Linked DNA regions of Mus musculus: regions 1 and 2 are each linked to region 3. A link is a loop called in an ENCODE intact Hi-C map of the cell type or tissue named here. Cell type or tissue: left cerebral cortex. All regions are shown on one strand.

Region 1 (2,500 bases), 66 kb before region 3:
TGGGAGTCAGGGTTTTCTGGTAAGAAGTCTGGGGCTCTGAGAGGGAAGCATCAGAACTTTCAGCATCTCTCCGAGCTTAGCTTCAGAAGTAGCAGAATGCTTACAACACTCATCAGGCCAGAGCAAGTAAGGCCCCATAGTTCAGTTCAAGTTCACAGCATGGCGAGACAGCTCCATCTGCAGAGGCTAGCAATGAAGGCACTATAAGAACAACTGAGGTGATTTATATAGTCACTTAGCACTACATTAATGAGAACAGGATGATGGTTAGCAATTACTCGGCATCTACTTTATACCATAAACAATATGCCAGTTGTCGGATATAATTTTCAGCCTATCCTGAGGTAGGTCTCCCTTATAACTATTACCTTGTGGGTCGTGACACCGAGGGCCCGAGAGGTCTCAGGGAACTTCTCCAAATTCACCAACAGTAAGAGAATATGAGGAGTAGAGTAGGTATTCAAGAATTATTCGATAGACAGCCAATCAGGTCAACATAATGCTAAACTCTGGATGAGTGGGACATCGAACCTGGCTGCTGTTGACAGGATGTAAACTTGAACTCAAGGCTCCTGACTCCTTACTTACATCTTTATGTCTTATAGGCATACCTTTTGCTCCCTGCTGTGGAGTCAGGCACCTGAACAGAAGACCAGGAGTCTGGTTCTGGGTCAGGGATCTGTTCTGATATCTAGGGCTGGTCAGAGACTCAGAGCCAAGGCACAACCTTGTTTTCTTCTCTGGCTAGAACAAGTGGCAGTGCCTGACCTTCGAGAGCAGCGCTTCTCTCTGGCCCTGTTTGAACATATGAACCTCACGACTGTGGACAGTCTGCAGAAATGTGTCTTCAGCTTCCACAGCAACTGTCAGGAGTGAGTGACTACCTTTGCCTGAGAACCTGAACCATGAACCAAGAGAGAAAGCTGGAGAATGAAAGACTGGCCAGAGGAAGCAGAGGTGCCTCTCTCAAAGTGGTAGGTTTTGACTGACATTGAACGACAGTGAGAGGAGCCAGAGTGTTTGGACTGGCAGTGTTGCAGTAGTCACAGCTGATTATGCACAACCAACTCTGGAGGATGGACACTCAGGTAGATGCCGGATGCAAGAGGAGCTAGAGAGGAGAAGATCCGAGGTTGGTGGGGAAATGAGGCATATTTCAGAAAGCTAAGGAAGAACAGCTGGAACAGATGTGGAGTGAAAAAGCTAAAAATGGTTCCAGTATCTGCCTTGGAATTCTGGGTGCTCCCTGTGGAGAGTAATCTACCATAGCTGTGTTTTTGGTTTCTATATAAGTGAATTTATTTAGTGTTTAGCAAGCAAAAATAGCAGAGTATCAGATCAGGTATTTCCATCCCTCTGCAGGAACAGGACCGGACAAACCCCACAAAAATAGGGAGCTGGAGAACTTGATCAATAAAGAGGGTTCTGGGTGGAAAAACATACTTTTAGATTGAACGTCCAATTTTAGTTTCCATCACAGGTATTTACAGATTCTAGGAGGAAAGGTAAGAAAGAGAGGAGCTAGCAAAAAAGTTTAGATGGTAAAGCAAGTGTGCTTGTGTGCTTGCACTTACATGCGGGAATGAATGTGTGGCAGTTAGAGGCATGGGAATTGGTTTTCTCCTTCTATCCTCAGGGACCCCGGGTATGCAGGCTTGGTGAATCTTAAGGTTTGGGAAGGTGCCCAGTTTGTCCTGAGAATGATTTGCCTTCCAGATGTTCTCAAGGACACAGAGTAAGCTGTGAGGGCAATCTGGCTGTGAAATGTGTGCTGATTTGGCTAACCTGGCTGGTTAGGCAAGGGTTGCCTTTCTCCATTACTTCCCCCACAAAGCTACATACCCAGTTGAGTCAATACTTACAGATAGATACAGGTCCACTCTTGAGTCAAGGGTATATAAATAATGGAAGTCCCCTGCTAGAACCACCAAACAAATTCTCAAAGGCATGGTAGTTTTCTTTTAGGCTGTTGTCCTTTTCACCTTCCTCTTTGTCACAAGGCTGGAGCCCAGTCCATCCCTAGACAAAGGGGTCTTGGAGGACACTGTGATACAACAAACATGCTTATGTTTAAAATGGAGAAGCCACATTGCTTCCAGAGCCAATCATTCAGAAAACTTAACCAGCACATGGCAGTTTACTACTATAACCTGTTACACCAGCACATGAAGGCTCATAAGCAGTGAGAGGCAAAGAGAAGTACACTTGTAGGGAACTTTTTTTGGGGGGGAGGGAGGGTCTTAGTTCTGGGTCTCTGCTGAGGGTCTTCTAGGTTTTCTTAATCCTAAGAGTCTGCTTTCTGTCTGGCCTGCCCTGCAGGTCTAACAGCAAATACATTGCTGCCATCTTGGAGCTCATCTCCTTCAACAGCACCAGTCCTTCCTGGATGTGGACTTCCTGTACTAACTACCTCAGTGTTGATGGGTGATGCTTCCACAAGGCCTGCAACCTGGTGGACAGTTTCACAGATGTTGTCATCACCACAGAGGGACCCTGCAAC
Region 2 (2,500 bases), 61 kb after region 3:
ACTGTCTTGCTTTTTCTAGGGTGTACTTTCCTTTCTTGTGTTGGAGTTTTCCTTCTATTATCCTTTTTAGGTCTGGATTTTTGGAAAGATATTGTGTAAATTTGTTTTTGTCATGGACTATCTTGCTCTCTCCATCTATGGTAATTGAGAGTTTTGCTGGATATAGTAGCCTGGGCTGGCATTTGTGTTTTCTTAGGGTCTGTATGACATCATATTTCTTACTGTCTTAGCTGAAGAATCAAAAAAGGAAAAAAAAATCTAATGAAGGTAGAGATCTCTGTAGAAGAGGCAGTGTAATGTTTGTAAGACCAGAGGAGATGGGTGACTTCAAGAAAACAGTGTTTTCCAGATAAGCAGGGTTGGTGCACATAAGAACTCAGAGAGACAGTGGCTACATGTACAAGACCTACATAAGTTCAATAAAGTTAGACAAAAATCCCAGCCCAGGGAAGGGGAAGTGGTAGCAAAGTCCCACTCCTAATCAAGATGCTAGGAGAGCGAAAATTGTTTTTCCTTAATGGAGTGACACAGGGAACATCAACCACACTCCAAATGAGGCCCCGTATGTGGGAGCAGCTGGCCAACACAAAGCAGAAATTTGTTGTCGCTTGCTTGTTTGATGAGATGATACATGAGGGGGTTTGGAAGACCTGTGCTTTTGAGGAAGGAGGCTGATTATTTTTATTTTTTTCATTTTATTATTTTGTGTGTGTGTGCAGGTATATTTTTCCTGCAGGTATGGTTTGTGCACCCATTGCATGCATGGTGCCCTTGGAGGCAAAAATAGGGCATCAGGCATCAGATCCCCTGGAATTAAGAGTTACAGACAATTGTGAACCACGATGAGGTTCTGGAAAGCCAACCCGAGTTCTCCAGAAGAACTTCAAAGGAGCCATCTCCCTAGCCCCAACCCTTTGACTTTTGCCCTTCTGGGATCATCAAAATATCTTGTGTGGTGATATTGAAACATGAGCTATAAATAAATGTACCAAAAAGGAACGATAAAAGTAGTGCATCTGAGAAAAAACCTTGGTGGGGCCAGGTGCTCTCCAGAGTAGGAACCAGGGTCAACTGTGAAGTCTTCCAGGGAGGAAGGAGATGTTTCTATTGTCACTCAGGATTCAGGAGGCAGGCTCACGGATTGTTGGCCAATCAAGGAGAACGTTTGGTAGCTGTGTGAACTGCCCAATGAGGAGTTTCGGTCTTCGGTGACGTAGAAAGCACAACATTTGGGGTGCCATTGTGTGTCCCCGCCATATTGTCGTCCTGTGTCTTTGACTGCGGCCCCCAGGTCTCTCTCCTCGGTATCTCTGTCCCCCCTACTGACAGCGGGAATCGCAGGAGGTCACCTGGACACCCGGTGACTGGAAATGGTGCGTGCGCAGGCTGTAGGGAGGAGGCTACTGTAAGCGGAGGCGGCAGTGGGGACGCGGCCTTCCAGGGCAGCTGAGTCTGCATCTCATCTGCTCTGCTGGGCCGCGCTGCCCGGGTCCCTCTGGATGGAGCTGGACCAGCAGGCAGAGCTGCGGTCCTGTCCTTTGCTGAGAGCTCAGTGCTGCGGGGTCTCAGGTCAGCTGGGCGCTTGCAGCCTGCGTCTCCGCAGTCTGGGAGGTGTAGGCGGAGAGTCGTGGGGAACCGTGGGTTTGGGCTCTTGTAAGGGGATTTGTAGGAAAACCGCGAGGTGAGCCCGGGTTCTATGCACGTTGTCAAAAAAAAAAAAAAAAAAAAAAAAAAAAAAAAAAAAGTAGGCTGCATTTATGTCTGCTCAGTGTCCCAATTTACTTAACAGTCAGTCATTTCTCAGCCTTTATCGGCTAGGATTTGATGAGTACACCTGGTTATCCTTGAGAGCTGGCCATTGGCAACCACGATGCATTTATCCCTATCTTAAGTATTACTATCAATAGGCAGGTAACACATGACCATTTAACACAATGGTATACAAAGTGCAAGTTACTAAATGGTTAGAAAGGCTGAAAATATAGGAGGTTCTCAAGTTGGAGGCAGAGAACTGGTAAGACTTATCAGTGAGGGTGTAGAATGTCCAATGCACGTTCCGAGCACAGGCTGTTGTTAGAAGGCCTGTTTGAAGTGAGCTGAGGTCCTAGAGCTGGAGTCCTAGGGTAGAGACGGGGCTTTTCCTGTGATAAGTTTTCTGGCTTTTGACAATTGACCCTATGACCCGTCAACCAGCTTGTTGCAGTTTCTATAGTCTCAGGCAGGGGGTTATATCTGGTTAGGCTGGTGAGTTTTATGTGCATGTATATATGATTTGGTATATTGTCAGGCGTCATTATTGAGACAGATTATTAAATTGTGCCTTTATTTGTTCTTTGTTGATATTGATATTCAGAATAAACCAGTGCAGAGTTTTTGCTTAACAAAACAGTCATGTAGGCCAGAAAGCTGATAGTTCCCAAAGCACAGAGTATCCCAGAACAGCCCCACCCCACCCTGTCTTCTCTCACATTTCAGTGACATCCGCTAGTCCTATGAGAAC
Region 3 (2,500 bases):
TGGTTTTCTGGGTAAACATTTTTTGTTTTTGTTTTGTTTGGTTTTTTGCTTTTTGTTTTTGTTTTTGTTTTGTTTTGTTTTTTTTTTTTTGAAACTGCAGGGTGAGAGACAAGTCAGGTTGCCTATTTTTGTCAATTTGTTTGTTTGTTCGAGACAGGGTTTCTCTGTATAGCCCTGGCTGTCCTGGAACTCACTCTGTAGACCAGGCTGGCGTCGAACTCAGAAATCTGCCTGCCTCTGCCTCTGCCTCCCAAGTGCTGGGATTAAAGGCATGCGCCACCACCACCTGGTTATTTTTGTGAATTTTATTGGTGGAATAGTTCGCAAAGTCTTGTACAGACTGGCGGTATAGCGGTGGGATGTGGGAAGATGAGAGCGGGCTGAGAGGTTTCCTTTAATAAGGCCCTTCCTCCTAATCCTACTCAAAGCAGCTCTTAAGAGTTGTCTCCGTGACCAGAGTCTGGAATTCTCTTGCTCTGACCCCATTCTTAGGAGGAAGAATTAGGAACGGCTCACTGTGAATTGTTACAAGCAAGAGAACAAACTTCGCTTGCATGCACACAGTCACCCAGACAGGGCTAGAACGCAGGGGTCTAGAGTGAAATCTGCTTGCTAATTTGCCTAATAAAACTTGTATGCCCTGTCACTAGCGCTCCAGGACCTGAGCCAAGGGCTCGCTGGCCTATCCGGAGAAAGGTTAGGCTCGCTGGCCTATCAGGGTAAAGGTTATTACTTTAGTGTCTGAAGTGTCCAATGAGAAGTACGCTTCTTGCATGAGGGGCTTTGTCTGACCGAGGTCTGTTTCCTTAAACCCCCTCCCCAGCCCCCCAAATTAGGCATGTTTGTGTTATTTGGAAGTATGTCCTAGATGCCAGGCCTAGATATCAGAGTCGCCTTCACTGACAGCAGGAGCCGCAGGAGCACACCAGGACACTCCGGGGCTGGAAATGGTACGTTCGGCCTGTGACTTAGATGTGGGCAGGATGCTGCGGCAGCAGACGGAGACCGCAATGGGAGCAGGTCTTGCAAGACAGCTGAGTCTGCAGCGGAGTCTCATCTGGCTCCGCTGGGTCTTGCCGCTCCGATTCCGCTGGGTGGAGCTGGTCCATCAGACAGAGCGGTGGTCTCTTCCTCTCTGAGCGCTCAGCGCTGCAGCGTCTGGGGTCAGCTGGGCTTCTCCACCAAGGTCTCGGGAGGATCCTGAGGAGCCAACTCTGGGAGTTGGATTGGGACTCTTCTACGGGGGATGAAGGTGGAGCTGCGTGGATGATGAAGGTTAGGACACGAGTCCTATAACTGCTTCGTCCTCCCCTGAAAATCTCGACACACCCTATGCAGTGTCTCAGGGCGCAGCTACCCAGAGGACTTTGTGATTCTCAGTGTTGAGAGAGAGAGATGGGGTGGGGGGTGCCGGGGTGTGTGTGTGCGGGGGAGGGGGGTTAGACATATTGGAGCAGCGAGTGGCCCCATCCTTTCTGGAATAAATGCCCATAGTGCAGTGACTCTCAACCTTCCTAATGTTCATTTTGTGATCCCATCCATAAAATTACCTTTGTTGCTCCTTTATAACTGCAATTCTGCTACCGTTATGAACCGTAATGTAAACATCTGATATGCAAGATATCTAACATACAACCCTTGAGGCTGGTACTGGTCCTGGACTCACAGATCTGCCTAGTTCTGCTCTCCAGTGCTGGGATGAAAGATGTGCACTTCCACACCTAGTGATTCCAGTTTGAATCCCTAACATCAACCAGCAGATCACACGGGGACATTTCACACAACCAGAGACAACACAGGTTACAAATGGCTAGGAAATAGTTAAAGAGCCTGCAGAATCCGTCTGTCCTGAAGACACAGGTAGAGAGCTGAGGTAGGTGAGGGGGGAGTCTCCAGGGGACCAGCTAAGGCTTGGCAGTGCAGGTACGTAGATGCCAAATGCCTCTTGGGAGGACAGGCTATTGGATGGTGACTTTCAGGTGGGCTGAATATTTTGCCACGAAGAAACTGCTGTGGTGAGGGACATGGTGATCCAGGAGTTGACAATTTTGCTGGCTTTTGACAGCTGACCCTGCCACTCTCTGGTTTTAGTCTCAGGTAAGAGGGTTCCATCTGTTGTGGACCAAAAGCCCCTGTGTCTGGTGTTTCTGGTATGATCTGGTATGAGTGTTGCTACTTATTGACACAGTTAATGTCTCTTGGTGTGCTGGCAGATTGTGGTTTGTGTGTGTGTGTGTGTGTGTGTGTGTGTGTGTGTGTGTGTGTAAACAAGCTGGACTTGTGTAAACAGTCCCCCTTTCCTGGTACTGTTACTCTGTAGCAAATCAGGTCAGTATGGTTGTTGTCCAAGGTGACACTCTTCTAGGCTAGCTCTGACACAGAGGTTGTGATATTCTGCACAGCAGAGTGACCTAGAGCAGTCCCTGCCCGCCCTCTACCTTGTCTCCGTGTCACCCAGAGATGCTTGCTTTTTCATAGGCGTGCCACAGAGTTAAAGGAT

Evidence for each region. Peaks named below come from ENCODE experiments on the same cell type or tissue, not always from the same donor. Only the 100,000 strongest peaks of a DNase experiment are listed, where the experiment ranks them.
Region 1: a loop joins it to region 3, with 2.2 times the contacts of the local background. A loop is called at or near these places in 15 of 42 quality-filtered maps.
Region 2: a loop joins it to region 3, with 2.4 times the contacts of the local background. A loop is called at or near these places in 2 of 42 quality-filtered maps.

The regions. Positions count from the first base shown.
Region 1 is chr17:32,956,123-32,958,622 of GRCm38, reverse strand. It overlaps the pseudogene Cyp4f41-ps. Among named protein-coding and RNA genes, the nearest start is that of Zfp472, 8.5 kb to the left of the region's middle. In left cerebral cortex, no CTCF peak of the experiment used is centred here; no DNase peak of the experiment used is centred here.
Region 2 is chr17:32,828,962-32,831,461 of GRCm38, reverse strand. Zfp799 (zinc finger protein 799) reads left to right here and starts at 1,201. Exons shown (of 4, transcript NM_177359.5): 1 at 1,201-1,373. The coding sequence starts at 1,371. In left cerebral cortex, no CTCF peak of the experiment used is centred here; a DNase peak (open chromatin) is centred at 1,192; H3K4me3 peaks cover 1,601 bases; H3K27ac peaks cover 732 bases.
Region 3 is chr17:32,889,891-32,892,390 of GRCm38, reverse strand. It overlaps Zfp870 (zinc finger protein 870), which reads left to right and starts at 788. Exons shown (of 4, transcript NM_207245.2): 1 at 788-950. The coding sequence starts at 948. In left cerebral cortex, a CTCF peak has its summit at 1,083; DNase peaks (open chromatin) are centred at 726 and 984; H3K4me3 peaks cover 1,793 bases; H3K27ac peaks cover 1,110 bases.